Regions from separate parts of the Homo sapiens genome. Here region 2 is linked to region 1. Evidence: read pairs that join two places in POLR2A ChIA-PET (ENCODE). Cell type or tissue: IMR-90. All regions are shown on one strand. Links, peaks and the distances in the headings refer to the core of each region. The heading gives the core; the rest is flanking DNA.

The links. ChIA-PET counts read pairs that join two places held together with the same protein. Peaks named below come from ENCODE experiments on the same cell type or tissue, not always from the same donor. Only the 100,000 strongest peaks of a DNase experiment are listed, where the experiment ranks them.
Region 2: POLR2A ChIA-PET joins it to region 1 with 5 read pairs; 1 of 35 experiments calls an interaction of 5 or more read pairs at or near these places.

Annotation. Positions count from the first base shown.
Region 1 is chr19:49,519,739-49,535,468 of GRCh38, reverse strand. FCGRT (Fc gamma receptor and transporter) reads right to left here. Exons shown (of 7, transcript NM_001136019.3): 5 at 10,693-10,962; 6 at 9,896-10,012; 7 at 9,041-9,459. The coding sequence ends at 9,350. It overlaps RCN3 (reticulocalbin 3), which reads right to left and starts at 7,466. Exons shown (of 7, transcript NM_020650.3): 1 at 7,411-7,466; 2 at 6,755-7,002; 3 at 1,074-1,276. The coding sequence starts at 6,996. RefSeq lists silencers at 1,240-1,529, 7,389-7,508 and an enhancer at 6,972-7,550. In IMR-90, for the core only: no CTCF peak of the experiment used is centred there; a DNase peak (open chromatin) is centred at 7,618; H3K4me3 peaks cover 1,083 bases; H3K27ac peaks cover 486 bases.
Region 2 is chr19:49,039,424-49,055,153 of GRCh38, reverse strand. It overlaps CGB8 (chorionic gonadotropin subunit beta 8), which reads left to right and starts at 6,043. Exons shown (of 3, transcript NM_033183.3): 1 at 6,043-6,429; 2 at 6,782-6,949; 3 at 7,185-7,516. The coding sequence starts at 6,415. The coding sequence ends at 7,499. It overlaps CGB7 (chorionic gonadotropin subunit beta 7), which reads left to right. Exons shown (of 5, transcript NM_001385261.1): 4 at 146-313; 5 at 549-880. The coding sequence ends at 863. It overlaps CGB5 (chorionic gonadotropin subunit beta 5), which reads right to left and starts at 11,306. Exons shown (of 3, transcript NM_033043.2): 1 at 10,930-11,306; 2 at 10,410-10,577; 3 at 9,843-10,174. The coding sequence starts at 10,944. The coding sequence ends at 9,860. It also overlaps the pseudogene LOC100287453 and the pseudogene LOC100287489. RefSeq lists enhancers at 506-1,056, 10,951-11,459, 11,460-11,969. In IMR-90, for the core only: no CTCF peak of the experiment used is centred there; a DNase peak (open chromatin) is centred at 4,583.

The DNA of each region.
Region 1 (15,730 bases), core at 3,927-11,926:
ACATACAGTGGGTTTTTCCATGTATTCTACTTTCTGAATGCAAAAATTGATTCTCAGAGAGAAGAAATAACTGATCCAAGCGTGTGGAGACAGGAATGGCCCACTATGAGTTGACAGTGGGCCTTTTGGCCCCAGACTAAGGCTGTGATGGGGTAGCTTACAGGGACTGAGATGGCTTGACTGAGAGGAGGGGACGGGCATTGTAACTGGAGGGAACAATATGGGCAGAAGGTAGAGGTTTGAAGAGTGTGGTGAGTTCAGGAAAACCACAGAAAATCCATTTGGTGCAGAAAATGCAGAAAAACAAAGCCACAGGAGGAAACGTCCCGGCTGGGGAGTGGGACCGTCTCCTGGGGGCCCAGGAGGGGGAGGGAGGGGCAGAGTCAGTGCTGGGCATGAAGAACCCCGCCCCCGGAGCCCTGTGGAGGACAGACTGGACGGGGAGGCTGGGGCCAGGGACAGAGAGGAGAGGAGGGAGAGAATGAGGGCTGTGTGTGTGGCAGGGTGTGGGGCACTGAGGCTGGGACTTGGGACAGAAAGGAGGGATCTGAGAGTCAGGGGCTGAGTAACTGGCTTTGGGGTTCTCAGGATGAGAGGTCACAGAAGTTAGGGGTCAGGATGACAAGGCATGGAAAGTAGGTGTCCTTGGCCAGGGATCTCAAGTACCCTAGTCATATTGTCACAGAGGTGGTGAGTCCCAGAATGAAAGCCCTGAAGGGAACCTGGGTAGCTTAGTTGGTAGAGCATTGGACTTTTAATTTGAGGGCCCAGGTTTCAAGTCCCTGTTTGGGTGCGTTCAGTGGCTTTTAGCACCTAATTGTGACTTCATGTTTGAAAAAAAGATCGTTTTTAGCATGCAGCTAAATACCAGAAAAATAAGCAGACGAAAAACAAAAAAGAGAAGCCAGAGGTGAGAAACTGAAGATCTCACAGTTATGGGCTCCTAAAAGTGGGTAGAGCCTGGTTAGGGGCCAGGGACTCCGGGTAAATGGGTTCAGGGTTCTCAGAATGAGGCGGTCCAGAAGGTCAGGGTCACGGTGTATGGGGAGCAGGGTCGGGGGCTCGCCGCGTACCGGGCGCGTAGTGGCCATAGGTGGCGTTGCGCAGCTCCTCCCAACCCACACGCCCGTCGCGGTCCGTGTCGTACGTGTCCCAGGCCGCGCTCACCGAGTCCCGTATGTGCCGCTGCTGCGTGTGCGCGATCCACGCGCGAAGCTCGGCCAGCGACACCCAGCCGTCGCCGTCCCCCGCGCGGTCCATGCGGTCCACGATCCGCCTAGAAGCCGGGGCGGGCACACGTCAGGCTCTGGTCCCGCCCCCAGGCCCCGCCCCTCGCACGGGCCACGCCCCCTGGGACACTTCGGATCCGGGGCTGAAAATACAGTCCACGGTCCGCGGGCTAACTGGGGAGGGGCGCGGGTCAATTTCGGGACCAAGCCCACCGGAGGACCCTACCCCTCAGCCTAGGGTCCACCCCCAGGTCGAGTCACGCCCTTCTCCAGAACGAGCGGGCCTGCTGGGAGCACTGCGGGGGAGGGACCTACTACGATGCAGGGCCACCCTCTCCGCGCCGGCCCCGCCCTCGGCCTGCACGTGCTGCACCTCTCGCTGGGCCGAGCTGGGGTGGTGAAGGGGAGCGCGGCGTCGCACTGTGACCCTTGCCAAGGGGGCCCTGTTGCAAGATTGACTCTGAACCCAGACAGCCACGGCCACACCCCCGATCCCCCGCTGTCTCAGGCCCCGACCCGCCCCATGCCCCTCCCCCTTACCAGGCTGCGCGTGTCAATTTCAGGCTCCTCTCCCTCCAGCCCTGCCCTGTGCTGAGCCCCGTGGCTTTCCCCTGCCTGCTCCCGGCTGAATCAGGCACTGCCTGAGGACCATCACCCGCAACCCCGGGGGCTCAGTCTCCCTCTGCCCCTCCCCATGCTCCTCCGGGCTCCTGTGCCCCTCCCTGTCGCATGTCAAGCCACTTTAGGTTCCATCTCTCCCCTTCTCTTGGGCCACGCCTATCAGCTCTCGGGCCCCTCTCCTCTCCCTTGGTGACGCCTTGCCAGGCCGGTCCTCTCCCAATCTCTAATTAACAGAGACTACCTGGAGCCCTCCTCCCTGTCACCGTCCCTAGGCCCCCGCGGCCCCCTCCCTAAAGTCGAAAATCCGAGACAGCAGAGCCCTCTCCAGGCCTGCCTGAGTCACCGCCCCACCTCCCGCACCAGGCGGTCTCTGCTCCAGTCTGTCTAGGGCCCCACTCTGTCCCCGGAATCACACCCTTCTCTGAGGTTCCTGGTGTTGTTAAGCGCTTGGGCTCCACAGCCAGACATTTTAGGTCCAAATCCAGCCACTTCCTCTTACTGGCTGTGTGACTGTGGGCAAGTGACTTAACCTCTCTGTGTCTCAGTTACCCCTCTGTAAAACGGAGGAAGAAAAAACGGTACCTACCCCAAAAGGGCGGTTGTGGGGAATAAATGAGTTAGGCCATGTAAAGCACTTAGGACAGGACAGGCGCGGTGGCTCACGCCTGTAATCCCAGCACTTTGGGAAGCCAAGACAGGCGAATCACTTGAGATCAGACGTTCCAGACCAGCCTGGTCCACATGGTGAAACCTTGTCTCTACTAAAAATACAAAAATTAGCAGGGCATGGTGGCACGCACCTGAAATCCCAGCTACTCTGGAGGCTGACGCGGGAGAATTGGTTGAATCTGGGAGGTGGAGGTTGCAGTGAGCCGAGATAGTACCACTGCACTCCAGCCTGGGCAACAGAGCGAGACTCCGTCTCAAATAATAATAACAATAATAGGCCGGGCACGGTGGCTCACGCCTGTAATCCCAGCACTTTGGGAGGCCGAAGTGGGCAGATCACCTGAGGTGAGGAGTTCCAGACCAGCCTGGCCAACATGGTGAAACCGTCTCTACTAAAAATACAAAAAGTAGCCGGGCACAGTGGTGGATGCCTGTAATATCCACTACTCGGGAGGCTGAGGCAGGAGAATTGCTTGAACCCAGGAGGCGTAGGTTGCAGTGAGCCGAGATCGTGCCACTGCACTCCAGCCTGGGCAACAGAGTAAGACCTTGTCTCAAAAACAAACAAACAAACAAAAAACACTTTGGAGGCCGAGGAGGGCGGATCACAAGGTCAGGAGATCGAGACCATCCTGGCTAACATGGTGAAACCCCGTCTCTACTAAAAATACAAAAAATTAGCCGGGCGTGGTGGCAGGTGCCTGTAGTCCCAGCTACTCGGGAGGCTGAGGCAGGAGAATGGCGTGAACCTGGGAGGCGCAGCTTGCAGTGAGCCGAGATCGCGCCGTTGCACTCCAGCCTGGATGACAGAGTGAGACTCTGTCTCAAAAAAAAAAAAAAAAAAAAAAAGGCCAGGCGCCATGGCTCACGCCTGTAATCCCAGTGCTTTGGGAGGCCGAGGTGGGTGGATCACGAGGTCAGCAGATCTAGACCATCCTGGCTAACACGGCGAAACCCCGTCTCTACTAAAAATACAAAAAAATTAGCTGGGCGTGGTGGTGGGCGCCTGTAGTCCCAGCTACTCGGGAGGCTGAGGCAGGAGAATGGCATGAACCCGGGAGGTGGAGCTTGCAGTGAGCCGAGATCACGCCACTGCACTCCAGACTGGGAGACAGAGCGAGACTGCGTCTCAAAATAATAATAATAATAACAATAATAAAGCACTTAGGACAATGCCTGGCATTGCCATTAGTGCTAAGCTAAATGTGCTAACCTGTCACTGCCCTTCTTCCTCCATTTCTCCTTCATGCATGCCCATCCAAGCACAATCTCCCAGCCAGCAGTCCTGGGGACCACTGCCACTGTCTCCACCCTGATCTGACCACCATCTTGTCTTGTCTTCCACCTGGACTATCGCAGTCGCTTCCTCACTGGGCTCCCTGCTTCTTGCTCCCTACAGTCTGTTCCCCACCTCGCAGCCAGCAGGATTCTCTCAAAACCTAAGTCAGCTCATGCCCTCCCTCAGTTCTACTCTCAATTGGAGAAAAGCCTAAATCTTCATCGTGGCCTAAAAGGCTTTGCATTGCATGATCTGACCCCCTTTGCATGGTCTCAGGCAATCCGCCCGCTTTGGACTCCCAAAGTGCTGGGATTGCAGGCGTGAGCCACTGCACCTGGCCCTCTCTCTTTTTGAGACAAAGTCTTGCTCTGTTGCTTAGGCTGGAGTGCAGCGGCATGATTTTGGCTCACTGCAGCCTTGACCTCCCAGGCCCAAGTGATCCTCCCTCCTCAGCCTCCCTAGTATCTGGGACTACAGGAGCACGCCACCATGCTGGGCTAATTTTTGTATTTGTTTTGTAGAGGCGGGGTATCACTATGTTGCCCAGGCTGGTCTTGAACTCCTGGGCTCAAGTGATCCCCCAGCCTTGGCCTCCCAAAGTGCTGGGATCACACACATGAACCACCATGCTGAACCCCTTTGCTCCTTCTCTGCCCTCACCTCCCACTCTCTCCCCTTTCTCACTGAGTTCCAGCCACACGGGCCTCAGAACTGTTGCTCTGACACTCCAAGCCCACTCCTGCCTCAGGGCCTTTGCACTTAACTGTTCTGTCTGCCTGGAATGCTATTCACTCCGATACCCACATGGCTCAAATACCACATACCACCTTCTCATGGAGGCCTTGTCCAAGTTCCCTGTTTAAAATTGCAGCTCCAGCCGGGTGCGGTGGCTCATGCCTATAATCCCAGCACTTCGGGAGGCCGAGGTGGGCAGATCACCTGAGGTCAGGAGGTCGATACCAGCCTGACCAACATGGAGAAACCCCATCTCTACTAAAAATACAAAATTAGCCGGGCATGGTGGTGCATGCCTGTAATCCCAGCTACTCGGAAGGCTGAGGCAGGAGAATCACTTGAACCCAGGAGGCGGAGGTTGTGGTGAGCCGAGATTGCGCCACTGCACTCCAGCCTGGGCAACAAGAGCAAAACTCCGTCTCAAAAAAAAAAAAAAAAGAAAAAAAAGAAAAATTACCTGGGCCTGGGCTGGGTGCTGTGGCTCACGCATTAATTCCAGCACTTTGGGAGGCCAAGGCGGGCGGATTGCCTGAGCTCAGGAGCTCGAGACCAGCCTGGGCAACACAGTGAAACCCCATCTCTACTAAAATACAAAAAAAAAAAAAAAAATTAGCTGGGCGTGTGGGCGTGCACCCATAGTCCCAGCTACTCGGAAGGCTGAGGCAGGAGAATTGCTTGAACCTGGGAGGCAGAGGTTGCATGAGCTGAGATCACGCCACTGCACTCTAGCCCGGGAGACAGAGTCTCACTCTGTCTCCAAAAAAAAAAAAGGAAAGAAAAAAAACTTTGCTGGATGTGGAGGCGTTCACTTGTAGCTAGGACTTGTAGCGTTCACTTGTAGCTAGGACTCTAGCTACTAGGGAGTACGAGGCAGAACAACTGGTTGAACCCGGGAGGCGGAGGTTCCACTGAGCCGAGATCACGTCACTGCACTCCAGCCTGGGTGACAGAGCGAGACTCCATCTCAAAAACAACAACAACAAAAATAAAAATAAAAAATAAAAATACAAAATTAGCTGGGCGTGGTGGCTAGCGCCTGTAATCCCAGCTACTTGGGAGGCTGAGACAGGACAATTGCTTGAGCCCAGGAGGTGGAGGTTGCAGTGAGCCGAGATCGCACCACTGCACTCCAGCCTGGGTGACAGAGCGAGACTCCATCTCAATAAGTAAATAAATAAATAAATAAATAAATAAAAATTGCAACTCCCCCCCACCAACAACCTCTCCCCTCCACACTTTCTGACTCTCTTGCTTTATCTTTCTTGGATGCATTTATCTCTATTTGATCCACTTTCTACTTATTGACTTCTTGCTGTTTCCCTCACCACAGTGTAAACTTCAGGAGGACAGATGTGTTAGCTGTTGTGACTTCAGCACCTAGAGCAGTGCCTGGCACATAGCAGGTGCTCGATAAACCTTTGCAGGCTCAATCAGTGTCAGGAGGATGCACAGAAGAAGGCGGCTGCTCCCATCGCGCCCCCCTGCGCTCAGGCCTGGACGGAGAGGGTGGACAGGGCTCCATTCCACCCAGCTCACCCTGAAACTCAGGGCTCTGCCACTCTCCTGCACTGGCCGGGCTCCTTAAAGGCCAAACCTCATTTTCCACACCAGTCCCTGCCATTTACAGAGCAGGAAACTGAGGCTTGGGGAGGGGAGATGTCTGGGACAAAAGAATAAGGAGCGCTTAGGGGGCAGAATCTAACCCAGATTTTGCTGCCCTCAAAGGTCCTCTTTTTTATTGTTGTTGTTGTTTTTTAGACGGAGTCTCACTTTGTCGCCCTGACTGGAGGGCAGTGGTGCAATTTTGGCTCACTGCAACCTCCACCTCCCAGGTTCAAGCGATTCTCCTGCCTCAGCCTCCCGAGTAGCTGGGATTACAGGTGCCCACCACCACGCCTGCCTAATTTTGTATTTTTAGTAGAGACGGGATTTCACCATGTTGGCCAGGCTGTTCTCGAACTCCTGACCTCAAGTGATCGGCCTGCCTTGGCCTCCCAAAGTGCTGGGATTACAGGCATGAGCCACCACGCCCGGTCTCAAAGGTCCTCTTTAGGCCTCAATTTTAACTTAATTTCTTTTTCCCAAGGATAGAAGGTAGAATTTCATTTCTCACAAAGAAATGAAGTTCAGTCCACGCCATTTCTCTGACCCCTGTCGATACCCCCGCGTCTCTCTCCTAAGCCCCACCTCTGGACACGCCCCAACCGAATGTCTCTCTTACCCCAGACGGGCCTGGCTTTCCTCTGGGGTGAGTTGGTCGAATTCCTTGGCCACTTCCCGTCCCAGGAAAGCCTCATGGTCGTACTGGAAGTTCCCGTGGGCGTCATCATGGGGAGCGTCGCTCAGGGGGGCCGCCTGGTGCACCCTCCCCTGGCCATGAGGGCCTGCGTCTGGGGATGGCTTCCCCTGGGCCCCGTGCCTCAGTAGCAACAGAAGCAGCAGAACTGATGGTCGCCACATCATCGGTCCCTGGGGAGTGGCAAAGGCCAGGGGTCAGGGGTCACAGGGATGGGGACAGACACGGGATAGGAGAATGGCGGGGTGGAGGGGTTACCTAGGACAGGACAGGGAGTTGGAAGTTGGCTGCAAGCTTTCGGGCTCAAAAAGGGCGGGCGATGGGGGAAAAGAGGGCGGGATGCTTAGAGGTAAAGCCACCTATGGGGAGGACCGAATCTTCTGACGGAGTCTCAGGGGGGTCCCAGACCTGCCAGGGGGAATTACAGAGACAGACGTGGCGCACATCCCACGCAAGGTGCAGGGCATAGTTGTGGCCAGCGAGAGGTCAGGCAGGCTCCCCGTCATTGCTCCCAGTCCGGACCCTGGTCCTCGACCCGAGCCGCCCTCCCTGGACAGAGGCCCCCCACCCACTCCCTTTACCCTGTTATCCAGCTTCGCTCCGCTCTCCACGCTCCGCTCTGCGTTCCCGCAAATGTGCCCAATTCGGCCGCTCTCCAGTCAGGCCCCGCCTCTGGCAGCGCAGAGCCCCGCCCCCCGCCCAATGAGCTCGCACGAGCGTCTCACGGGGCGGGGCCAATGAGTGCACGGGGTGCCGCGGGCACTCCTCGCCACGTCCACAAAGGAAACCGCGGCCTGCCCGGGGAAGAAGGGTGGGCGACACCGCAGTGACGCGGCCGGGGAGAACTACAACTCCTGGCAGTCGTCGCGGCACTCTGCCGTCCACCTCCAGCTGTTCTAGTCACAACGCCTCACGGGAAATGTATTTTTCCCTTTCCCTTTGTCAGGATGGTTTAAGAAAGAGGTGTACGTTCCAACACTTCTATACCAAACAAAACAAAACAAAACAAAAATAAACAAAAAGAACGAAAGAAAAGAAAAAAGGCCGGGCGCGGTGGCTCACGCCTGTAATCCCAGAACTTTGGGAGGCCGAGGCGGGCGGATCGCCTGAGGTCGGGAGTTCGAGACCAGCCTGATCAACACGGAGAAACCCCATCTCTACTAAACATACAAAATTAGCCGGGTGTGGTGGCGCATGTCTTTAATCCCAGCTACTTTGGGAGGCTGAGGCAGGAGAATTGCTTGAACCTGGGAGGCGGAGGTTGTGGTGAGCCGAGATCGCACCATTGCATTCCAGCCTGGGCAACAAGAGCGAAACTCCGTCTCAAAAAAAAAAAGAAAGAAAAGAAAAGAAAAGAAAAGGGAGAGCAGAATCAAGGGGCCGGAGGAAATATCCCATTTCCTCCAAGAGTGAACACTGCTCCTCGCTCCTCTTCGGCTCCAAGGATTCAGGTGGTCAGACAGTAGCCAAGAATTCCTCAAAATGCCTGGCATGGCAGTCATCCAGTAAATATTTGTAAAAGTTATGAATTAAAAATACATGACCTCAGGTTGAGCACAGTAGCTCAATGCCTGTAATCCCAGAACTTTGGGAAGCTGAGGCAGGTGGATCACCTGAGGTCAGGAGTTCCAGACCAGCCTGACCAACATGGTGAAACCCCGTCTCTACTAAATACAAAAAATTAGCCGGGTGTGGTGGTGCATGCCTGTAATCCCAGCTACTTGGGAGGCAGGAGAATTGCTTGAACCTGGGAGGCGGAGGTTGCAGTGAGCTGAGATCACGCAATTGTACTCCAGTCTGAGCAACAAGAGCAAAACTCTGTCTTAAAAAAAAAAAAAAAAAGTGACCTTAGGCCGGGCGCGGTGGCTCACACTTGTAATCCCACCCCTTTGGGAGGCAGAGGCGGGTGGATCATGAGGTCAGGAGATCGAGACCATCCTGGCTAACATGGTGAAACCCCGTCTGTACTAAAAATACAAAAAATTAGCCAGGCATGGTGGCAGGCGCCTGTAGTCCCAGCTACTCGGGAGCCTGAGGCAGGAGAATGGCGTGAACCCAGGGAGGCGGAGCTTACAGTGAGCCGAGATCGCGCCACAGGACTCCGGACTGAGCAACAGAGCAAGACTCCGTCTAAAAAAAAAGAAAAAAGAAAAAGAAAAAGAAAATACATGACCTGATGTATAAAACTGGCAGGTTCCCCTGTGGCAGCATGTTACCTGTAGGAGAGATCCGAGGCCCAGCCGCCATTCAGTCCCCCGACTTATTCCCTTACCTCCCCTGCCTGAAAAATGATGAGAACACACTGATTCGGGCCCAAACTCGTGTTATATTATCGAGGTGGAAAACAGCCATATGTATTAGGAGGGGAAACTGAGGCAGACCACAGGACGGGGCTCCAGAGGGAGGACAACTAGGCCCAGAACCCCTTCTGGAGGCTCAGAGATGCCAGTGTTCCAGGAGGTCTCACAGCATGAAAGGGGCCTGACTACATTCGCTTTTAGCAGTCGGAATGGCGGATGGTCAGGCGGTGGCTGGAATCACATTTACATCCTTCAAATCAGCATCCTGGGCCTCCCCTGGGGTGGGCAGGAGGACCCCGGTGTCGTCTCCACGAAGGGAGATCCAAGGGGCTGAGGAGAGAGAGAGAGGGAGAGGTCATCAGAATCTCTGAGGCGCTCTGGGTCTGACTGGCGTCCCCCATTTGTGTGTGTGTCTCACACACTCTTCCTCAGTCTCTATCCCCTTCCTTCTGGGCCTTTGTCTCCCCTTCTCCCAATTTTCCGTCCCCCCTCTTTCTACATCTTTGCCTCCCTCCTCTGGGTCTGTCTCCCCCTCCCTCTGTCCGCACCTCTCTCTGTCCCCTCTGGGTCTCTGTTCCCCCGTCTCTGGGTCTCTGTCTCCGTCCCCCTCTCTCTGCACCTCTGTTCTCCCATCTCTGGGTTTCTGTCTCCACCTCTCTCTGATCTCTGTCCCCCCTCTCTGGGTCTCTGTCCTCCCAGGTCTGTGTGCCCCTCTCTTGGGGTCTCTGTCCCTCTCTCAGAGGCTCTTCCTCCCGCTGCCCCCCACCTGGCAGCCCACTCCTCATCCTTCTCCACAACAGAGCTCCTCCTACAGCCGCTGCCGTGAGTAGCAAGACACCGATGACGATTCCCACCACGAGCACGGAGGACTTGGCTGGAGATTCTGCAGCCAGAGAACGCTGTGAGATGTGGAGCAGCCCCTCCACCCCACCCAGTCAGGACACAGAACTGGGGCGCTCCCAGTCCCTCCCAGCCTCGGAGATTCCAGCACCAAGTGTCTGATGGGCAGAGGCGAGGCCAGGCAGGCGATCTGGGCAGACTGCCCCCAGGTTGGACGTAAGAACCAGCTACAGCACGAGCGGCCGCGGTCACACCGGCAATGGATCAGCAGCGGCAAGGCGGGGCTGTGCCAGTGCAGTGGGGAGAGGCAGGCAGAGCAGTGGGAAGTCAGTCTCATGGGCCCGGGCAGTAGCAAAGCAGCAGGCAGTCAGTCTTGGTGAGGACGGGCATAGCAGACAACGAATGGTCAGATTCCAGGAAGACCCGCAGCAGCAGCAGCAGCAGCAGCAGGATGGAAGATGGTCAGACTCAGGGAGGACTGGCCATGGTAGTTAACAGCTCTTCAGACTCAGTGAGGCCAGAAGCAGCAGGAGACGGAAGGCAGTTGGCCTTGGGAAGGACAAGCCATCAGGTTTTGGGGGCACTGACAGGCGTGAGGTTCAAGGCAGTCAGATTCAAGGAGGTGGCAGCAGTGGGGAGGAAGGTCAGACTCAGGAAGGACCGGCGCAGCAGTGAGACAAGGCAACGGGAAACCAGGAGCATCACCACCTGGCGGGACCTCACCCAGCTCCACCCTGAGGGGCTGCGCCAGCCCCGCGTGCTGCACAATGCAGCAGTAGTGGTGCTCATCGCCACTTTTGACTGTTAGTGACGACGAGGCGTGGAAGGATCCGTCACTGTTGGGGCCGAAGTCACCCTGGCCGGTGCCAGCGGCCAGCCCATTCCGCAGGAACCGAAGTTGCAGCTCCGGAGGGTAGAAGGAGAAGGCGCTGCAGGTAAGCACGGAAAAGCCAGGGCTGCTGGGTCGGGCCTTCAGGCGCATGGAGGGGGGCTCTGCAGGAAATCAGGCAGACAGGCCTAAGTCGCGAGCCCACCACTCCCAGAGCCAGGGCTGGATAGGGACAGAAAGAGGCCTCCATGTTTGCACTGTGCTAACCGCAGATAATACAGTGGTAAAAGGGGAGGCACTTCCTAGGTGACAGAGACTCAACCTGTCCACCCCGAAGGTGTCCCCTCAAGATGTCACCTCCTTGGGCTGGGCATGTTGGCTCACGCCTGTAATCGCAACACTTTGGGAGGCCAAAGTGGGTGGATCACCTGAGGTCAGGAGTTCGAGACCACACTGGCCAACATGGTGAAACCCCATCTCTACTAAAAATACAAAAATTAGCCGGGCACCTGTAGTCCCAGCTACTCAGGAGGCTGAGGCAGGAGAATTGCTTGAACCTGGGAGGCAGATGTTGCAGTGAGCCAGGATCGTGCCACTGCACTCCAGCCTGGGCGACAGAGTGAGACCCCGTCTCAGAAAAAAAGAAAAAAAAAAAAAGATAGAGGATAATTATGAAAAATTCCACAGCAACACATTTGAAAATTTAGATGAACTGAACACATTCCTGATAAATACAACCTTCTAAACTGACACAAGAGGAAATTTAAAACGTCTGTAGTCCTATAACTATTTAAATTTTTTTTTTTTTTTTGAGATGGAATCTTGCTCTGTCTCCCAGGCTGGAGTGCAGTGGCGCGATCTCGGCTCACTGCAAGCTCCGCCTCCTGGGTTCACGCCATTCTCCTGCCTCAGCCTCCTGAGTAGCTGGGACTATAGGTGCCCACCACCACACTTGGCTAATTTTTTGTATTTTTAGTAGAGACGGGGTTTCACCGTCTTAGCCAGGATGGTCTCAATCTCCTGACCTCATGATCCATCCGCCTGGGCCTCCCAAAGTGTTGGGATTACAGGTGTGAGCCACCACGCCTAGCCTTTTGTTTTTGAGATAAGAGTCTCGCTCTGTCACCCAGGCTGGAGTGCAGTGGCACGATCTCGACTCACTGCAACCCCCACTTCCTGGGTTCAAGAGTTTCTTCTTCCACAGCCTCCCGAGTGGCTGGGACTACAGGTGCATGCACCACCATGCCGGGTAATTTTTTTATTTTTAGTAGAGACGGTGTTTCACCATATTGGCCAGGCTGGTCTCAAATTCCTGACATTGTGATCTACCTGCCTCAGCCTCCCAAAGTGCTGGGATTACAGGCATGATGCACCACACCCGGCCTATTTAAAATTTTTAATCCATAGTTTAAAACTTTCCAAAAACTAAAATTCCAGGTCCAGAAGACATCAATTAGTGAATTCTTCCAATGTAGAAATGATTCTATTCCTACACTAACTCTTCAGGCCATAAAACAGAGGAAACACTCTCCCAGCATATTTTATGAGGTCAGCATCATCTTGACAACAAAGCACATTATAAGAAAGAGAACTTGGCCAGGCGCGGTGGCTCACGCCTGTAATCCCAGCACTTTGGGAGGCCGAGGCAGGCGGATCACGAGGTCAGGAGATTGAGACTATCCCGGCTAACACGGTGAAACCCCATCTCTACTAAAAATACAAAAAATTAGCCGGGCGTGGTGGCCGGCGCCTGTAGTCCCAGCCACTTGGGAGGCTGAGGCAGGAGAATGGCGTGAACCCGGGAGGCGGAGCTTGCAGTGAGCCGAGATTGCGCCACTGCACTCCAGCCTGGGTGACAGAGCGAGACTCCATCTCAAAAAAAAAAAAAAAAAAAAAAAAAGAGAGCTTAAGGCCAATGTCTCTCATAAATATAGATTCAGGACAGGTGTGGTGGCTCACACCTAGAATCCTGGCGCTTTGGGGGGTGGAGGCAGGAGGATCACGAGGTCAGGAGGTCGAGACCAGCCTGACCAACATGGTGAAATCCCATCTCTACTAAAAATACAAAAAAATTAGCCAGGCATGGTGGCGTGTACCTGTAATCCCAGCTACTCAGGAGGCTAAGGCAGGAGAATCGCTTGAACCCAGAAGGCGGAGGTTGCATTGAGCCAAGATTGCACCATTGCACTCCAGCCTGGGCGACAGAGCAAGACTGTCTCAAAAAAAATAAAAAATTAAAAATTTTAAAAAATTTAAAAAAAGATTCAGAACTCTTAAACATAATATTAGCAGACAGGCTGGGTGCAGTGGCTCACTCCTACAATCCCAGCGCTTTGGGAGAATGAGGTGGATCACTTGAACCCAGGAGTTGGAGACCAGCCTGGGCAAACAGTAAGACGTAGTCTCCACTACAAATAAAAAAAATTAGCCAGTGTGGTGGATGTGCCTGTGGTCCCACCTACTCTGGAGACTGAGGCAGGAGGAATCCTTGAGCCCAGGAGTTTGAGGCTGGAGTGAGTTATGATCACACCTGGGTATAGCCACTGCACTCCAGCCTGGGCGACAGAGCAAGACTCCGTCTAAAAAAAAAAAAAAAAATTCATAAACTTTATAAAATGTATAAATTGAAGTCGATAAACTGAACTTCACTGAAATTAAGAATTTTTGTTCATCCAAAGGTTTCGTTAAGGGAATGAAAAAAGGTTGGGTGCAGTGGTTCATGCCTGTAATCCCAGCACTTTGGGAAGCTGAGGCAGGAGGATCACTGGAAGCCGGGAGTTCAAGACCAGCCTGGGCAACATGGAGAAACCCCGTCTCTGAAAAAGTTTAAAAATTAACTACGTGTGATGGTACACACCTGTGGCCCCATCCATTCAGGAAGGGTAAGGTGGGAGGATCGCTTGAGCTTGGGAGGTTGAGGCTGCAGTGAACTCTAATCCCGCTACTGCACTCCAGTCTAGGCAACAGTGCAAGTGCCTGTCTCAAAGAAAAAAAAAAAAAAAAGCCGGGTGCAATGGCTCATGCCTGCAATTCCAGCACTTGGGAGGTCAAGGCAGAAGGATCCTTACGCCCAGGCTTTCTTTTCCTTTTTTTTTTTTTTTTTTTGAGACGGAGTCTCTGTCGCCCAGGCTGGAGTACAGTGGCACAATCTTGGGTCACTGCAACCTCCGCCTCCTGGGGTCAAGCGATTCTCCTGCCTCAGCCTCCAGAGTAGCTGGGATTACAGGCGCACACCACCACGCCCAGCTAATTTTTCTATTTTTAGTAGAAACAGGGTTTCACCATATTGGCCAGGCTGGTCTTGAACTCCTGACCTCGTGATCCGCCTGCCTCAGCCTCCCAAAGTGCTGGGATTACAGGCGTGAGTCACTGTGCCCGGCCAAGCCCAGGACTTCTAGACCAGCCTTGGCAACAAATACCCCATCTCTACAAAAAATAGAAAATGTTAGCCAGGCATGGTGACGTGTACCTATAGTCCCAGCTACTTGTAAGGCTGAGGCGGGAGGATCTCTTGAGCTTGGGAGTCCAAGGCTACATGGCGCTATGACTGTGCCACTGCACTCCACTCCAGTCTGGGCGACAGAGCAAGATCCCAGCTCAAAAAAGAAAATAAAAGGCAAAGATTTCAGCAACTGCCTAGGACTGGGCATTACTGCCCAAGTTCCTTTCAGGGAGGGTGGATCTGGGCAATCGTGGGTCTTGGCTGGGATCTTGGTTTTGGTTGCTCAGCAGAAAACACATTTGCTGCTTCAGGAAAGCACAGCAGCTTCTCCCTCCTGGAGCTGCCTCTCTGGCAAGTCGGCAGAATTTGCTGCACCGTCAGGTGGAATGGAGGGACCGGGCTGACGGCCATCAGCAGTTCTGGCTTCTGCTTTATGTTCACTATTCTTTTCAGCAAATCTGTATCTTCCTGTGTCGTGCTCACAGCCACGTGCCTTCAGCCTCAAGGTACTTCCAATATAGACTAAATCCAAGCACAGAAAATCTGTCTGGCCTTTGGTTCTGTTTAACAAAATACCAAACCAGGTCAGGCATGGTGGCTCACGTCTGTAACCCCAGCACTTTGGGAGGCTGAGGCAGGCAGATCACCTGATGTCAGGAGTTCAAGACCAGCTTCGCCAACATGGTGAAACTCCATCTCTACTAAACATATAAAAATTAGCTAGGCATGGCAGCGCATGCCTGTAGTCCCAGCTACCCTGGAGGCTGAGGCAGGAGGATCACTTGAATCCAGGAGGCGGAGGTTGCAGTGAGCTGAGATCATGCCATTGTACTCCAGCCTGCGCAATAAGAGTGAAACTCCATCTCAAAAAAAAAAAAAAAATCCATCCTGGCCAACATGGTGAAACCCTGTCTGTACTAAAAATACAAAAATTAGCTGGGTGTGGTGGTGTGTGCCTGTAATTCCAGCTACTAAGGAGGCTGAGGCAGGAGGATCACTTGAACCTGGGAGGTGGAGGTTGCAGTGAGCCGAGATCGTGCTACTGCACTCCAGCCTGGTGACAGAGGGAGACGCCCTCTCAAAAAAAAAAAAAAAAAAGCCCGGGCGCGGTGGCTCACGCCTGTAATCCCAGCACTTTGGGAGGCCGAGGCAAGTGGATCACAAGGTCAGGAGTTCAAGACCAGCCTGCCCAACATAGTGAAACCCCATCTCTCCAAAAAAAATACAAAAATTAGCCAGGCATGGTGGCACGCACCTGTAATCCCAGCTACTCAGGAGGCTGAGGCAGCAGAATCGCTTGAACCTGGGAGGCGGAGGTTGCAGTGAGCCAAGATCGCAACACTGCACTCCAGCCTGGGCGACAGAGCAAGACTCCATCTCAAAAAAAAAAAAAAAAAAAAAAGATTAAGGCAATGGCCATTGCTATCCGCTAAAACCATCAGGAGAAAACCTGACAAAGAACTTCATAACAACACCCGAATCCAGTGGTC
Region 2 (15,730 bases), core at 201-8,200, 480 kb after region 1:
AGGCAGGTGTCCGGGTGGTGGGTCCTGAATAGGAGATGCCGGGAAGGGTCTCTGGGTCTTTGTGGGTGGTGTACCCTGGGGGATGGGAAGGCCAGGGCTCAGGGCTGTGGTCTCAGGCCCGGGTGAAGCAGTGTCCTTGTCCCAGGGGCTGCTGCTGTTGCTGCTGCTGAGCATGGGCGGGACATGGGCATCCAGGGAGATGCTTCGGCCACGGTGCCGCCCCATCAATGCCACCCTGGCTGTGGAGAAGGAGGGCTGCCCCGTGTGCATCACCGTCAACACCACCATCTGTGCCGGCTACTGCCCCACCATGGTGAGCTGCCCGGGGCCCGGGCAGGTGCTGCCACCTCAGGGCCAGACCCACAGAGGCAGCGGGGGAGGAAGGGTGGTCTGCCTCTCTGGTCAGGGGCTGCGGAATGGGGTGTGGGAGGGCAGGAACAGAGGGCTTCCTGGACCCCTGAGTCTGAGACCTGTGGGGGCAGCTGGGGAGCTCAGCTGAGGCGCTGGCCCCAGGCACATGCTCATTCTCCCACTCACACGGCTTCCAGACCCGCGTGCTGCAGGGGGTCCTGCCGGCCCTGCCTCAGGTGGTGTGCAACTACCGCGATGTGCGCTTCGAGTCCATCCGGCTCCCTGGCTGCCCGCGCGGCGTGAACCCCGTGGTCTCCTACGCCGTGGCTCTCAGCTGTCAATGTGCACTCTGCCGCCGCAGCACCACTGACTGCGGGGGTCCCAAGGACCACCCCTTGACCTGTGATGACCCCCGCTTCCAGGCCTCCTCTTCCTCAAAGGCCCCTCCCCCCAGCCTTCCAAGTCCATCCCGACTCCCGGGGCCCTCAGACACCCCGATCCTCCCACAATAAAGGCTTCTCAATCCGCACTCTGGCGGTGTCTTTCTGTGGGCTCAGGGCAACCACACACACACAGGGTGGGTCCAGCTTCCAAACCATTTTATACAAAGTCACAGTATCAGAACTCTGGTAGAAAACAGGGTGGACGGCGGGGCGCGGTGGCTCACGCCTGTAATCCCACCACTTTGGGAGGCCGAGGCAGGCTGATCATGAGGTCAGGAGATCGAGACCATCCTGGCTAACACGGTGAAACCCCATCTCTACTAAAAATACGAAAACTTATCCCGGCTTGGTGGTGGGCGCTTGCAGTCCAAGCTACTTGGGAGGCTGTGGCAGGAGAATGGAGTGAACCTGGGAGGGGGAGCTTGCAGTGAGCCGAGATCACACCACTGCACTCCAGCCTGCATGACGGAGCGAGACTCCATCTCAAAAAAAAAAAAAAAGAAAGAAAGAAAGAAGGAAAGAAAGAAAAAGAAAAGAGAGTGAAGATGGGGGACGACATCCAGCTCAGGAGGTGTCCATGGTCTGGCCTTCTGTGGGGAGAAGGAAGGCCACATGATTGGTGTGGCCCAGGGGGCAGGGCCTCAGCCTCCTAAGCCGAGCTCCGTCTTCCTCCCTCTGACGTTGGCACTGGCAGTGCAGGTGTGGGGGGGGAGCGGCTTGGGGACTTGAATGGGATGAAGGGGCCGAGGGGGATGTCATCTCTTCCATTCTCCTTCATCCACTGCCTCTCCCTTCCCCTCCTCCCCCCTCCCCTCCGTCCATCTGCCTCCCATCCCAGCCAGGAGCCATCACCTAAGTAGAAAAGGGGCCTCTGGAAAGGGGGCGGGGCCTTGACTCTTGGGTACCCTGCACTTGAAGAGGAACTCTGGGAGGGGGTTGTTCAGGGATTTGGCCCCTTCCCCATCTGGCTGTATAACCTTCCTGTGCTTTTCTTCCCCTAGCCGGTTACCCCTCCCTCTCCTGAGATGTCAGGAAAGAGGGGGCCACCTGCGTCCTCCACAGTGGTCCCCGAAGCCTGGGGTTCCCAGCCCCAGAGCTCCGAGGTGGAAGAGTTGCTACAGCTCTGGTGACCACTGGTTGTTTCCCAGTCTTCTCCACGCCAACCTTTCCCAGAACCACAGGCTTCCAGAATGTTGTAGGGAAACTGCAAAATCCGCGCCTCCACCAGCCTCTCCCAGCGCCAGGTCAATTTCACACACAGGGAAACTGAAGCCTGCCTCAGAGGGGCAGCGTTTTACCTCCTTAGTGGCAGTTTTGAGGTGAATCAGGGTCTCCCTAGGATTCCAGGTTGTGGACTTTCTCTAAATTGTGGAATGTGGCCAGGCATGGTGGCTTGAGTCTGTAGTCCCAGCTACTCAGGAGCCACAGCAGGAGGATGGCTTGAGCCCAGGAGTTCAAGTGCAGTGGGGAAACATAGGGAGACCTCGTCTTAAAGCAATTTGTTTGGGGCCAGGCGTGGTGTCTCAGGCCTATAATCCCAGCACTCTGGGAGGCCAGGGCAGGAGTATCACTGGAGGTTGGGAGTTTGAGAACAGTCTGGCCAATGTCGTGAAACCGCATCTCTACTAAAAATACAAAAATTAGCTGGGCACGGTGGCAGGTGCTTTTAATTCCAGTTACTCAGAAGGCTGAGGCAGGAGAATCGCTTGAAACCAGGAGACAGGCGTTACAGTGAGCCGGGATTGTGCCACTGTACTCCAGCCTGGCCAGACAGAGTGAGACTCTGTTTCAAAAAAAAAAAAAAAAACAACAAAACAAAACAAACAAAAAAAAATTGGGCCGGGCGCAGTGGCTCATGCCTGTTATCCCAGCACTTTGGGAGGCCGAGGTGGGCAGATCACAAGGTCAGCAGATCAAGACCATCCTGGCTAACACGGGGAAACCCCGTCTCTACTAAAAAATACAATAAATTAGCCAGACGTGGTGGCAGGCCCCTGCAGTCCCAGCTACTCGGGAGGCTAAGGCAGGAGAATGGCTTGAACCCGGGAGGCAGAGCTTGCAGTGAGCCGAGATCGAGCCACTGCAGTCCAGTCTGGGTGAGAGAGTGAGACTCCATCTCAAAAAAAAAAAAAAAAAATTGGTTGGAACATCCTCCAAGATGCAAGACTCTCGGTTCCTCAGAGTTCTACGGGAAGGATGGCAGAATGCAGTTGCCCAGAGGTGAAGTCCCATCTCTGTCATTTGCTGCCTATGTGACCAGGCAAAAAGCATTAATTTCTCTGAGCCTGTATTTTACCCTCTGTTGCTATTGAGTAATTGTAGTTGGCTATTTTCTATTTTTATTTTTATTTCATCTTTTTTTTTTTTTTTTTTTTTGAGACGGAGTCTCGCCCTGTCACCCAGTCTGGAGTGCAGTGGCGCGCTCTTGGCTCACTGCACCTATGCTTCCCGGGTTCAAGCAATTCACCTGCCTCAGACTCCCGAGTAGCTGGGACTACAGGTGTGCACCACCACACCCAGCTAATTTTTGTAATTTTTTTAGTAGACACAGCGTTTCGCCACGTTGGCCAGGCTAGTCCCAAAGTCCTGACCTCAGGTGACGCACCCGCCTCGGCGTCCCATAGTGCTGGGATTGCAGGCAAGAGCCACTGTCCCCGGCCGAACAATTTTTATCTTTATTTTATGATTATTATTATTATTTTTTTAAGATGGAGCTTTGTTTTTGTTGCCCAAGCTGAAGTGCAATGGCGCGATCTTGGCTCACTTCAAACTCCGCCTCCTGGGATTAAGCGATTCTCCTGCCTCAGCCTCCCAAGTGGCTGGGATTATAAGCATGCAGCACCACGCCGGAGGATATTTTGTATTTTTAGTAGAGGTGCGGTTTCTCTATGTTGGTCAGGCTGGTCTGGAACTCCTCACCTCAGCTGATCCACCCACTGCAGCCTCCGACAATGCTGGGATTACAAGTGTGAGCCACCATGCCCGGCCTTATTTATTTATTTTTTTTGAGAGAGAGTCTCACTGTGTTGTCCAGGCCGAAGTGCAGTGACACGATCTTGGCTCACTGCAATCTCAGCCCTCCCGGGTTCAAGCGATTCTCCTGCCTCAGCCTCCCGAGTAGCTGAGATCACAGGCGTGCAGCACCAGGCCTGGCTAATTTTGGTATTATCAGTAGAGATGTTGTTTCACAGTGTTGGCCAGGCTGCTCTCGAACTCCTGACCTCAAGTCATCCACCCGCCTCAGCCTCCCAAAGTGCTGGGACTACAGGTGTGAGCCATAGTGCCTGACCTGTAGTTGTTGAATATTTATTATTAATCTACAAGTTGGGTGTGATGCAAGTCCTTTATATGGAGTCCCCCAAACTTCTAGAGCAAGGGCTTCCCCATAATCCTGGCAGGCAGGCCTCCCCTGGGGTTTCCAACTTCTGACCCCACTGAAGTGTTTATCCTCTTCTCTAATCCCAGCCTCCTTTTCCCTGTCTCCGTGTGCTGAGAGGTGCTCTGAGAGATGCTCCCGCTCCCCCAGGCTCCCTCTGCATCCCCCTCATTTTCTTCCTCCCCAGTGTGTCAATGGGGTCCTAACCCCACCCTCGGCACTGTCACCTTTTCCTGATCCAAAGTAGGACCTTCTTTTCCCCTGAGTGGTCCTGTCTAGGGGTGCCGCTGCCGGGCCCCCTCTGGTCTTCCTGCTGCAGACTGGGGCCTTTTGGGAGTCAGCAGGCGCCCGGGCCAACCGCAGCCAGCGTGAGGCGAGCGATGCTTCACCGGCGAGTCATCAGGGTGAGGCTGGCCGTGTGTGATGCAGTCAGTGTCTGGGTGACAGATCCCGGGACCGCTGTGGACTTGGGTGTGCTCGAGGTGGAGGTGTTGGGCGAGGTGCCTGCAGCTGGCGGCAGTTCCCTCTGCCAGCACTTCTTTGTCACCGCTTCGAGGCCGATAACTCTGAGGAAGGTAGCCGTGGGGTAGGTGGAGGGGGCTGCCGCCAGGGTGTGGACCGGGGGGCACTGGGTGTCTGAGTGCAAGGCCAAGCAGTCCTATGTGCGGGCATTGACCGCTGATGCCCAGGGCCGTGTGGACTGGCGATGGATTCAAATTGGCACTGCCTGTGTCTGCACACTCCTCAGCCGGACTGGCCGGGCCTGAGACTTATACCCAGGAACTGGTCAGGCAGAAAAAGAACAGAGCTGGATGCTGAGAGACCTCAGGGTTGGCCCAGCTGCTCTACGGACCCCAGTTTGGGAACTCATCAAATCATCACAAAATCACAACTCTCTGAATTTGAGCTCAGTCTCTGCAGGATGGGTGCCACCACGTGGGGTTTTGAAGGTTGAATAGGAGTTCTCCAGGGGGAAATTGAGAGTAATCATGATGATGATGATGATAATAATAGCCACTATTTACTGAGTGTTTACTCTTTCGTAGCCCTAATACATAACTCCTCAGATCAACTCTCATGGATTTGATCATTGGTGACCTTTGGTGTTAAGTTGCTGACTGCTCAGTCACAGAGGACACCACCTTGCTCATCCTGGGGAGTGGGAGGGCACATTTCACGATGTGGATGGGGGTGGAGAGAAACTGGAGCATGCAAGCAGATGGCCAGGGGACCTTGAGGACATGGTCTACAGAAGGCCTTTAAGTATCTGGGAGCTGGGGTTCAAATGAGAAATCTTACTTGGTGAGAGCAGGCAGGGGTTGGCTTAGAATATTCTGTTTTGAGATAATGAGCTACCGATCACAGGGGGAGTATAAGCAAGGTTCAATGAGAAGCGATCAAGATGCTGCACAGTTCAGCCCTGGGTGGGGAGCGCAAGTCAGGTTTCTAGCCCTCTTTGCTGTGCCAACCTATACCCTACATTGGGAAAGAAACAGACCTTAAAATTGTCCAGCTTGATGGCATCGCGGGGAAGGGACTAAGTCCAGATAATGTCCTCCGAGGCTTCGGCCCCGTGGGCAGGACATACCTCCTGCGGGCCTATTCAATAATCAGTTAAATCACCTGAAGCACACGCATTTCCGGGGACAGCTCCGGGCATCCTGGCTTGAGGGTAGAGTGGGCGGAGGTCCCTAAGGGAGAGGTGGGGCTCGGGCTGAATCCCTCCTTGGGGGCACCAGGGTCAAGTGGCTTCCCTGGCAGCACAGTCACGGGGAGACCCTCTCTCATTGGGCAGAAGCTAAGTCCGAAGCCGCGCCCCTCCTGGGAGGTTGGACTGTGGTGCAGGAAAGCCTCAAGTAGAGGAGGGTTGAGGCTTCAGTCCAGCACCTTTCTCGGGTCACGGCCTCCTCCTGGCTCCCAGGACCCCACCATAGGCAGAGGCAGGCCTTCCTACACCCTACTCCCTGTGCCTCCAGGCTCGACTAGTCCCTAGCACTCGACGACTGAGTCTCTGAGGTCACTTCACCGTGGTCTCCGCCTCACCCTTGGCGCTGGACCAGTGAGAGGAGAGGGCTGGGGCGCTCCGCTGAGCCACTCCTGCGCCCCCCTGGCCTTGTCTACCTCTTGCCCCCCGAAGGGTTAGTGTCGAGCTCACTCCAGCATCCTACAACCTCCTGGTGGCCTTGCCGCCCCCACAACCCCGAGGTTTAAAGCCAGGTACACGAGGCAGGGGACACACCAAGGATGGAGATGTTCCAGGTAAGACTGCAGGGCCCCTGGGCACCTTCCACCTCCTTCCAGGCAATCACTGGCATGAGAAGGGGCAGACCAGTGTGAGCTGTGGAAGGAGGCCTCTTTCTGGAGGAGCGTGACCCCCAGTAAGCTTCAGGTGGGGCATTTCCTGAAGGTGGGGATCTGAAATGTTGGGGTATCTCAGGTCCTCTGGGCTGTGGGGTGGGCTCTGAAAGGCAGGTGTCCGGGTGGTGGGTCCTGAATAGGAGATGCCGGGAAGGGTCTCTGGGTCTTTGTGGGTGGTGTACCACGTGGGATGGGAAGGCCAGGACTCGGGGCTGCGGTCTCAGACCCGGGTGAAGCAGTGTCCTTGTCCCAGGGGCTGCTGCTGTTGCTGCTGCTGAGCATGGGCGGGACATGGGCATCCAAGGAGCCGCTTCGGCCACGGTGCCGCCCCATCAATGCCACCCTGGCTGTGGAGAAGGAGGGCTGCCCCGTGTGCATCACCGTCAACACCACCATCTGTGCCGGCTACTGCCCCACCATGGTGAGCTGCCCGGGGCCGGGGCAGGTGCTGCCACCTCAGGGCCAGACCCACAGAGGCAGCGGGGGAGGAAGGGTGGTCTGCCTCTCTGGTCAGGGGCTGCGGAATGGGGTGTGGGAGGGCAGGAACAGAGGGCTTCCCGGACCCCTGAGTCTGAGACCTGTGGGGGCAGCTGGGGAGCTCAGCTGAGGCGCTGGCCCCAGGCACATGCTCATTCTCCCACTCACACGGCTTCCAGACCCGCGTGCTGCAGGGGGTCCTGCCGGCCCTGCCTCAGGTGGTGTGCAACTACCGCGATGTGCGCTTCGAGTCCATCCGGCTCCCTGGCTGCCCGCGCGGCGTGAACCCCGTGGTCTCCTACGCCGTGGCTCTCAGCTGTCAATGTGCACTCTGCCGCCGCAGCACCACTGACTGCGGGGGTCCCAAGGACCACCCCTTGACCTGTGATGACCCCCGCTTCCAGGACTCCTCTTCCTCAAAGGCCCCTCCCCCCAGCCTTCCAAGTCCATCCCGACTCCCGGGGCCCTCGGACACCCCGATCCTCCCACAATAAAGGCTTCTCAATCCGCACTCTGGAGGTGTCTTTCTGTGGGCTCAGGGCAACCACACACACACAGGATGGGTCCAGCTTCCAAACCATTTTATACAGAGTCACAGTACAGAACTCTGGTAGAAAACAGGGTGGACGGCTGGGCGTGGTGGCTCACGCCTGTAATCCCACCACTTTGGGAGGCCGAGGCAGGCGGATCATGAGGTCAGGAGATCGAGACCATCCTGGCTAACACGGTGAAACCCCGTCTCTACTAAAAATACGAAAAGTTATCCGGGCTTGGTGGTGGGCGCTTGCAGGAGAATGCAGTGAACCTGGGAGCGGGAGGTTGCAGTGAGCAGAGATCGCGCCACTGCACTCCAGCCTGCACGACAGAGCGAGACTCCATCTCAAAAAAAAAAAAAAAAGAAAGAAAGAAAGAAAAAGAAAAGAGGGTGGAGATGGGGGATGACATCCAGCTCAGGAGGTGTCCATGGTCTGGCCTTCCGTGGGGAGAAGGAAGGCCACACGATTGGTGTGGCCCAGGGAGCAGGGCCTCAGCATTCTAAGCCGAGCTCCCTCTTCCACCCTCTGAGGTTGGCACTGGCAGTCCAGGTGGGGGCTTGGGGATCTGAATGGGATGAATGGGCCAAGGGGGATGTCATCTCTTCCATTCTCCTTCATCCACTGCCTCTCCCTTCCCCTCCTCCACCCCTCCCACCCCCGGTCCATCTACCTCCCATCCCAGCCAGGAGCCATCACCTAAGTAGAAAAGGGGCCTCTGGAAAGGGGGCGGGGCCTTGACTCTTGGGTACCCTGCGCTTGAAGAGGAACTCTGGGAAGGGGTTTTTTCAGGGAGTTGGCCTCTTCCCCACCTGGCTGTATAACCTTCCTGTGCTTTTCTTCCCCTAACCGGTTGCTGCTCCCTCTCCTGCGATGTCAGGAAAGAGGGGGCCACCTGTGTCCTCCACAGTGGCCCCCGAAGCCTGGGGTTCCCAGCAGAGCTCAGAGGTGAAGGAGGTGCTACAGCTCTGGTGACCACTGGTTGTTTCCCAGTCTTCTCCATGCCACCCTTTCCAAAAACAACAAAACAAAACAAAACAAACAAAATTGGGCCTGGCGCAGTGGTTCATGCCTGTAATCCCAGCACTTTGGGAAGCCGAGACGGGCGGATCACAAAGTCAGGAGATCAAGACTATCCTGGCTAACACGGGGAAACCCCGTCTCTACTAAAAAATACAACAAATTAGCGAGGCGTCCTGGTGGGCGCCTGTAGTCCCAGCTACTTGGGAGGCCGAGGCAGGAGAATGGCAGGAACCTGGGAGGCGGATCTTGCAGTGAGCCGAGATCGCGCCACTGCAGTCCAGTCTCAACAACAGAGCGAGACTCCGTCTCAAAAAAAAAAAAATTGATTGGAACATCCTCCAAGATGCAAGACTCTCAGTTCCTCAGAGTTCTACAGGAAGGATGGCAGAGTGCAGTTGCCCAGAGTTGAAGTCCCATCTCTGCCATTTGTTGGCTGTGTGACCAGGCACAAATCATTAATTTCTCTGAGCCTGTATTTTACCATCTGTTGCTATTGAGTAATAGTAGTGGACTATTTTCTATTTTTATTTTTATTTTATTTTATTTATTTATTTTTTTTGAGACGGAGTCTCACCCTGTCACCCAGGCTGGAGTGCAGTGGCGTGATCTCAGCTCACTGCACCTATGCTTCCGGGGTTCAAGTCATTCTCCTTCCTCAGCTTCCTGAGTAGCTGGAACTACAGGCGCGCACCACCACACCCAGCTAATTTTTTTTTTTTTTTAGTAGAGACAGGGTTTCACCATGTTGGCCAGGCTGGTCTCAAAGTCCTGAACTCAGGTGATGCACCCGCCTCAGCCTCCCAAAGTGCTGGGATTGCAGGCATGAGCCACTGCGCCTGGACGAACGTTTTTAATTTTTATTTTATTATTATTATTATTATTACTTTTTGAGATGGAGCTTTGTTTTTGTTGCCCAGGCTGAAGTGCAATGGCGGGATCTTGGCTCACTGCAACCTCCGCCTCCTAGGATCAAGAGATTCTCCTGCCTTAGCCTCCCAAGTACCTGGGAGTATAGGCATGCACCACCACGCTCGACGATGTTTTCTATTTTTAGTAGAGATGGGGTTTCTCCATGTTGGTCAGGCTGGTCTGGAACCCCTCACCTCAGCTGATCCACCCACCACAGCCTCCGACAATTACAGGCGTGAGCCACCGCGCCTAGCCGTCCACCCTGTTTTCTACCAGAGTTCTGTACTGTGACTCTGTATAAAATGGTTTGGAAGCTGGACCCATCCTGTGTGTGTGTGATTGCCCTGAGCCCACAGAAAGACACCTCCAGAGTGCGGATTGAGAAGCCTTTATTGTGGGAGGATCGGGGTGTCCGAGGGCCCCGGGAGTCGGGATGGACTTGGAAGGCTGGGGGGAGGGGCCTTTGAGGAAGAGGAGTCCTGGAAGCGGGGGTCATCACAGGTCAAGGGGTGGTCCTTGGGACCCCCGCAGTCAGTGGTGCTGCGGCGGCAGAGTGCACATTGACAGCTGAGAGCCACGGCGTAGGAGACCACGGGGTTCACGCCGCGCGGGCAGCCAGGGAGCCGGATGGACTCGAAGCGCACATCGCGGTAGTTGCACACCACCTGAGGCAGGGCCGGCAGGACCCCCTGCAGCACGCGGGTCTGGAAGCCGTGTGAGTGGGGGAATGAGCATGTGCCTGGGGCCAGCGCCTCAGCTGAGCTCCCCAGTTGCCCCCACAGGTCTCAGACTCAGGGGTCCGGGAAGCCCTCTGTTCCTGCCCTCCCACACCCCATTCCGCAGCCCCTGACCAGAGAGGCAGACCACCCTTCCTCCCCCGCTGCCTCTGTGGGTCTGGCCCTGAGGTGGCAGCACCTGCCCGGGCCCCGGGCAGCTCACCATGGTGGGGCAGTAGCCGGCACAGATGGTGGTGTTGACGGTGATGCACACGGGGCAGCCCTCCTTCTCCACAGCCAGGGTGGCATTGATGGGGCGGCACCGTGGCCGAAGCGGCTCCTTGGATGCCCATGTCCCGCCCATGCTCAGCAGCAGCAACAGCAGCAGCCCCTGGGACAAGGACACTGCTTCACCCGGGTCTGAGACCGCAGCCCCGAGTCCTGGCCTTCCCATCCCGCGTGGTACACCACCCACAAAGACCCAGAGACCCTTCCCGGCATCTCCTATTCAGGACCCACCACCCGGACACCTGCCTTTCAGAGCCCACCCCACAGCCCAGAGGACCTGAGATGCCCCAAAATTTCAGATCCCCACCCTTAGGAACTGCCCCACCTGAAGCTTACTGGGGGTCACGCTCCTCCAGAAAGAGGCCTCCTTCCACAGCTCACACTGGTCTGCCCCTTCTCATGCCAGTGATTGCCTGGAAGGAGGTGGAAGGTGCCCAGGGGCCCTGCAGTCTTACCTGGAACATCTCCATCCTTGGTGCGTCCCCTGCCTCGTGTACCTGGCTTTATACCTCGGGGTTGTGGGGGCGGCAAGGCCACCAGGAGGTTGTAGGATGCTGGGGTGAGCTCGACACTAACCCTTCGGGGGGCAAGAGGTAGACAAGGCCAGGGGGGCGCAGGAGTGGCTCAGCGGAGCGCCCCAGCCCTCTCCTCTCACTGGTCCAGCGCCAAGGGTGAGGCGGAGACCACGGTGAAGTGATCTCAGAGACTCAGTCGTCGAGTGCTAGGGACTAGTCGAGCCTGGAGGCACAGGGAGTAGGGTGTAGGAAGGCCTGCCTCTGCCTATGGTGGGGTCCTGGGAGCCAGGAGGAGGCCGTGACCCGAGCAAAGTGCTGGATTGAAGCCTCAACCCTCCTCTACTTGAGGCTTTCCTGCACCACAGTCCAACCTCCCAGGAGGGGCGCGGCTTCGGACTTAGCTTCTGCCCAATGAGAGAGGGCCTCCCCGTGACTGTGCTGCCAGGGAAGCCACTTGACCCAGATGCCCCCCAACGAGGGATTCAGCCCGAGCCCCACCTCTCCCTTAGGAACCTCCGCCCACTCTACCCTCAAGCCAGGATGCCCGGAGCGGTCCCCGGAAATGCGTGTGCTTCAGGTGATTTAACTGATTATTGAATAGGCCCGCAGGAGGTGTGTCCTGCCCACGGGGCCGAAGCCTCAGAGGACATTATCTGGACTTAGTCCCTTCCCCGCGATGCCATCAAGCTGGACAATTTTAAGGTCTGTTTCTTTCCCAATGTAGGGTATAGGTTGGCACAGGGAAGAGGGCTAGAAACCTGACTTGAGCTCCCCACCCAGGGCTGAACTGTGCAGCATCTTGATCGCTTCTCATTGAACCTTGCTTAAACTCCCCCTGTGATCGGTAGCTCATTATCTCAAAACAAAATATTCTAAGCCGACCCCTGCCCACTCTCACCAAGTAAGATTTCTCATTTGAACCCCAGCTCCCAGATACTGAAAGGCCTTCTGTAGACCATGTTCTCAAGGTCCCCTGGCCATCTGCTTGCATGTTCCAGTTTCTCTCCTCCCCCATGCACATCGTGAAATGTGCCCTCCCACTCCCCAGGATGAGGAAGGTGGTGTCCTCTGTGACTGAGCAGTCAGCAACTTAACACCAAAGGTCACCAATGATCAAATCCATGAGAGTTGATCCGAGGAGTTATGTATTATGGCTAAGAAAGAGTAAACACTCAGTAAATAGTGCCTATTATTATTATCATCATCATCATGATTATCCTCAAGTTCCCCCAGGAGAACTCCTATTCAACCTTCAAAACCCCATGTGGTGGCACCCATCCTGCAGAGATTGAGCTCAAATTCAGAGAGTTGTGATTTTGTGATGATTTGATGAGTTCCCAAACTGGGGTCCGTAGAGCAGCTGGGCCAACCCTGAGGTCTCTCAGCATCCAGCTCTGTTCTTTTTCTGCCTGACCAGTTCCTGGGTATAAGTCTCAGGCCCGGCCAGTCCGGCTGAGGAGTGTGCAGACACAGGCAGTGCCAATTTGAATCCATCACCAGTCCACACAGCCCTGGGCATCAGCGGTCAATGCCCGCACATAGGACTGCTTGGCCTTGCACTCAGACACCCAGTGCCCCCCGGTCCACACCCTGCGGCAGCCCCTCCACCTACCCCTGGGCCACCTTCTTCAGAGTTATTGGCCTCGAAGCAGGTGACAAAGAAGTGTTGGCAGAGGGAACTGCCGCCAGCTGCAGGCACCTCGCCCAACACCTCCACCTCCAGCACACCTGAGTCCACAGCGGTCCGGGGGTCTGTCACCCAGCCAGTGACTGCATCACACACGGCCAGCCTCACCCTGATGACTCGCCAGTGAAGTATTGCTCACCCCTCGCTGGCTGCGGTTGGCCCGGGCGCCTGCTGACTCCCGAAAGGCCCCAGTCTCCAGCAGGAAGACCAGAGGGGGCCCGGCAGCGGCACCCCTAGGCAGGACCACTCAGGGGAAAAGAAGGTCCCACTTTGGATCAGGAAAAGGCGACAATGTCGAGGGTGGGGTTAGGACCCCATTGACACACTGGAGAGGAAGAAAATGAGGGGGATGTAGAGGGAGTCTGGGGGAGCGGGAGCATCTCTCAGAGCACCTCTCAGAGCACATGGAGACAGGGAAAAGGAGGCTGGGATTAGAGAAGAGGATAAACACTTCAGTGGGGTCAGAAGTTGGGAACCCCAGGGGAGGCCTGCCTGCCAGGATTATGGGGAAGCCCTTGCTCTAGAAGTTTGGGGGACTCCATATATAGGACTTGCATAACACCCAACTTGTAGATTAATAGTAAATATTCAACAACTACAGGTCAGGCATTATGGCCCACACCTGTAATCCCAGCACTTTGGGAGGCTGAGGCGGGTGGATGACTTGAGGTCAGGACTTTGAGACCAGCCTGGCCAACATGGTGAATCCCTGTCTCTACTAAAAAAAATACAAAAATTAGCTGGGTGTGGTGGTGGGCACCTGTACTCCCAGCTACTCAGGAGGCTGAGGCAGGAGAATCGCTTGAACCCCGGAAGCAGAGATGCAGTGAGCCAAGAGCGCACCACTGCACTCCAGCCTGGGTGACAGGGCCAGACTCTGTCTCAAACAAAAATAAAAATAAAAATAAAAATAAATAAAAATACATAATAGTCAACTACTATTACTCAATAGCAACAGATGGTAAAATACAGGATCAGAGAAAGTAATGATTTGTGCCCGGTCACACAGCCAACAAATGGCAGAGATGGGACTTCACCTCTGGGCGACTGCACTCTGCCATCCTTCCTGTAGAACTCTAAGGAACCGAGAGTCTTGCATCCTGGAGGATGTTCCAATCAATTTTTTTTTTTTTCAGGGGGAGTCTCACTTGTCACCCAGGCTGGACTGCAGTGGCTCAATCTCGGCTCACTGCAAGCTCCGCCTCCCAGGTTCACACCACTCTCCTGCCTCAGCCTCCCGAGTAGCTGGGACTACAGGCGCCCGCCACCATGCCTGGCTAATTTCTTGTATTTTTTAGTAGAGACGGGGTTTCCCCATGTTAGCCAGGATGGTCTTGATCTCCTGACCCTGTGATCTGCCTTCCTCGGCCTCCCAAAGTGCTGGGATTACAGGCATGAGCCACTGCACCCGGCCCAATTTTTTTTTCTTTTTTTTTTTTGAGACAGAGCCTCACTCTGTCTGGCCAGGCTGGAGTAGAGTGGCACAATCCCGGCGCACTGTAGCGCCTGCCTCCTGGGTTCAAGTGACTCTCCTGCCTCAGCCTTCTGAGTAACTGGAATTACAAGCGCCTGCCACCGTGCCCTGCTAATTTTTGTATTTTTAGTAGAGATGCAGTTTCACAACATTGGCCAGACTGGTCTCAAACTCCCAACCTCCAGTGATACTCCTGCCCTGGCCTCCCAGAGTGCTGGGATTATAGGCCTGAGAAACCACGCCTGGCCCCAAACAAATTGCTTTAAGACGAGGTCTCCCTATGTTTCCCCACTGCACTTGAACTCCTGGGCTCAAGCCATCCTCCTGCTGTGGCTCCTGAGTAGCTGGGACTACAGACTCAAGCCACCACGCCTGGCCACATTCCACAATTTAGAGAAAGTGCACAACCTGGAATCCTAGGGAGACCCCGATTCACCTCAAAACTGCCACTAAGGAGGTAAAACGCTGCCCCTCTGAGGCAGGCTTCAGTTTCCCTGTGTGTGAAATTGACCTGGCGCTGGGAGAGGCTGGTGGAGGCGCGGATTTTGCAGTTTCCCTACAACATTCTGGAAGCCTGTGGTTCTGGGAAAGGTTGGCGTGGAGAAGACTGGGAAACAACCAGTGGTCACCAGAGCTGTAGCACCCCCTCCACCTCGGAGCTCTGGGGCTGGGAACCCCAGGCTTCGGGGACCACTGTGGAGGACGCAGGTGGCCCCCTCTTTCCTGACATCTCAGGAGAGGGAGGGGTAACCGGCTAGCAGAAGAAAAGCACAGGAAGGTTATACAGCCAGATGGGGAAGGGGCCAAATCTCTGAACAACCCCTTCCCAGAGTTCCTCTTCAAGTGCAGGGTACCCAAGAGTCAAGGCCCCGTCCCCTTTCCAGAGGCCCCTTTTCTACCCAGGTCCTAGCTGGGATGGGAGGCAGATGGACGGAGGGGAGGGGGGAGGAGGGGAAGGGAGAGGCAGTGGATGAAGGAGGATGGAAGAGATGACATCCCCCTCGGCCCATTCATCCCATTCAGGTCCCCAAGCCGCGCCCCCCACCCCGCCCCACCTGCACTGCCAGTGCCAACGTCAGAGGGAGGAAGAGGGAGCTCGGCTTAGAAGGCTGAGGCCCTGCCACCTGGGCCACACCGATCATGTGGCCTTCCTTCCCCCACAGAAGGCCAGACCATGGACACCTCCTGAGCTGGAGGTCATCCTCCATCTCCACCCTGTTTTCTTTTTCTTTCTTTCTTTCTTTTTTTTTTTTTTGAGATGGAGTCTCGCTCTGTCGTGGAGGCTGGAGTGCAGTGGCGTGATCTCTGCTCACTGCAAGCTCCCCCTCCTAGGTTCACTCCATTCTCCTGCCTCAGCCTTCCAAGTAGCTTGGACTACAGGGGCCCGCGACCAAGCCCAGATAAGTTTTTGTATTTTTAGTAGAGACGGGGTTTCACCGTGTTAGCCAGGAAGGTCTCGATCCCCTGACCACATGATCCGCCCGCCTGGGCCTCCCAAAGTGGTGGGATTACTGGAGCGCAGCACCACGCCCAGCTAATTTTGGTATTATCAGTAGAGATGTTGTTTCACAGTGTTGGCC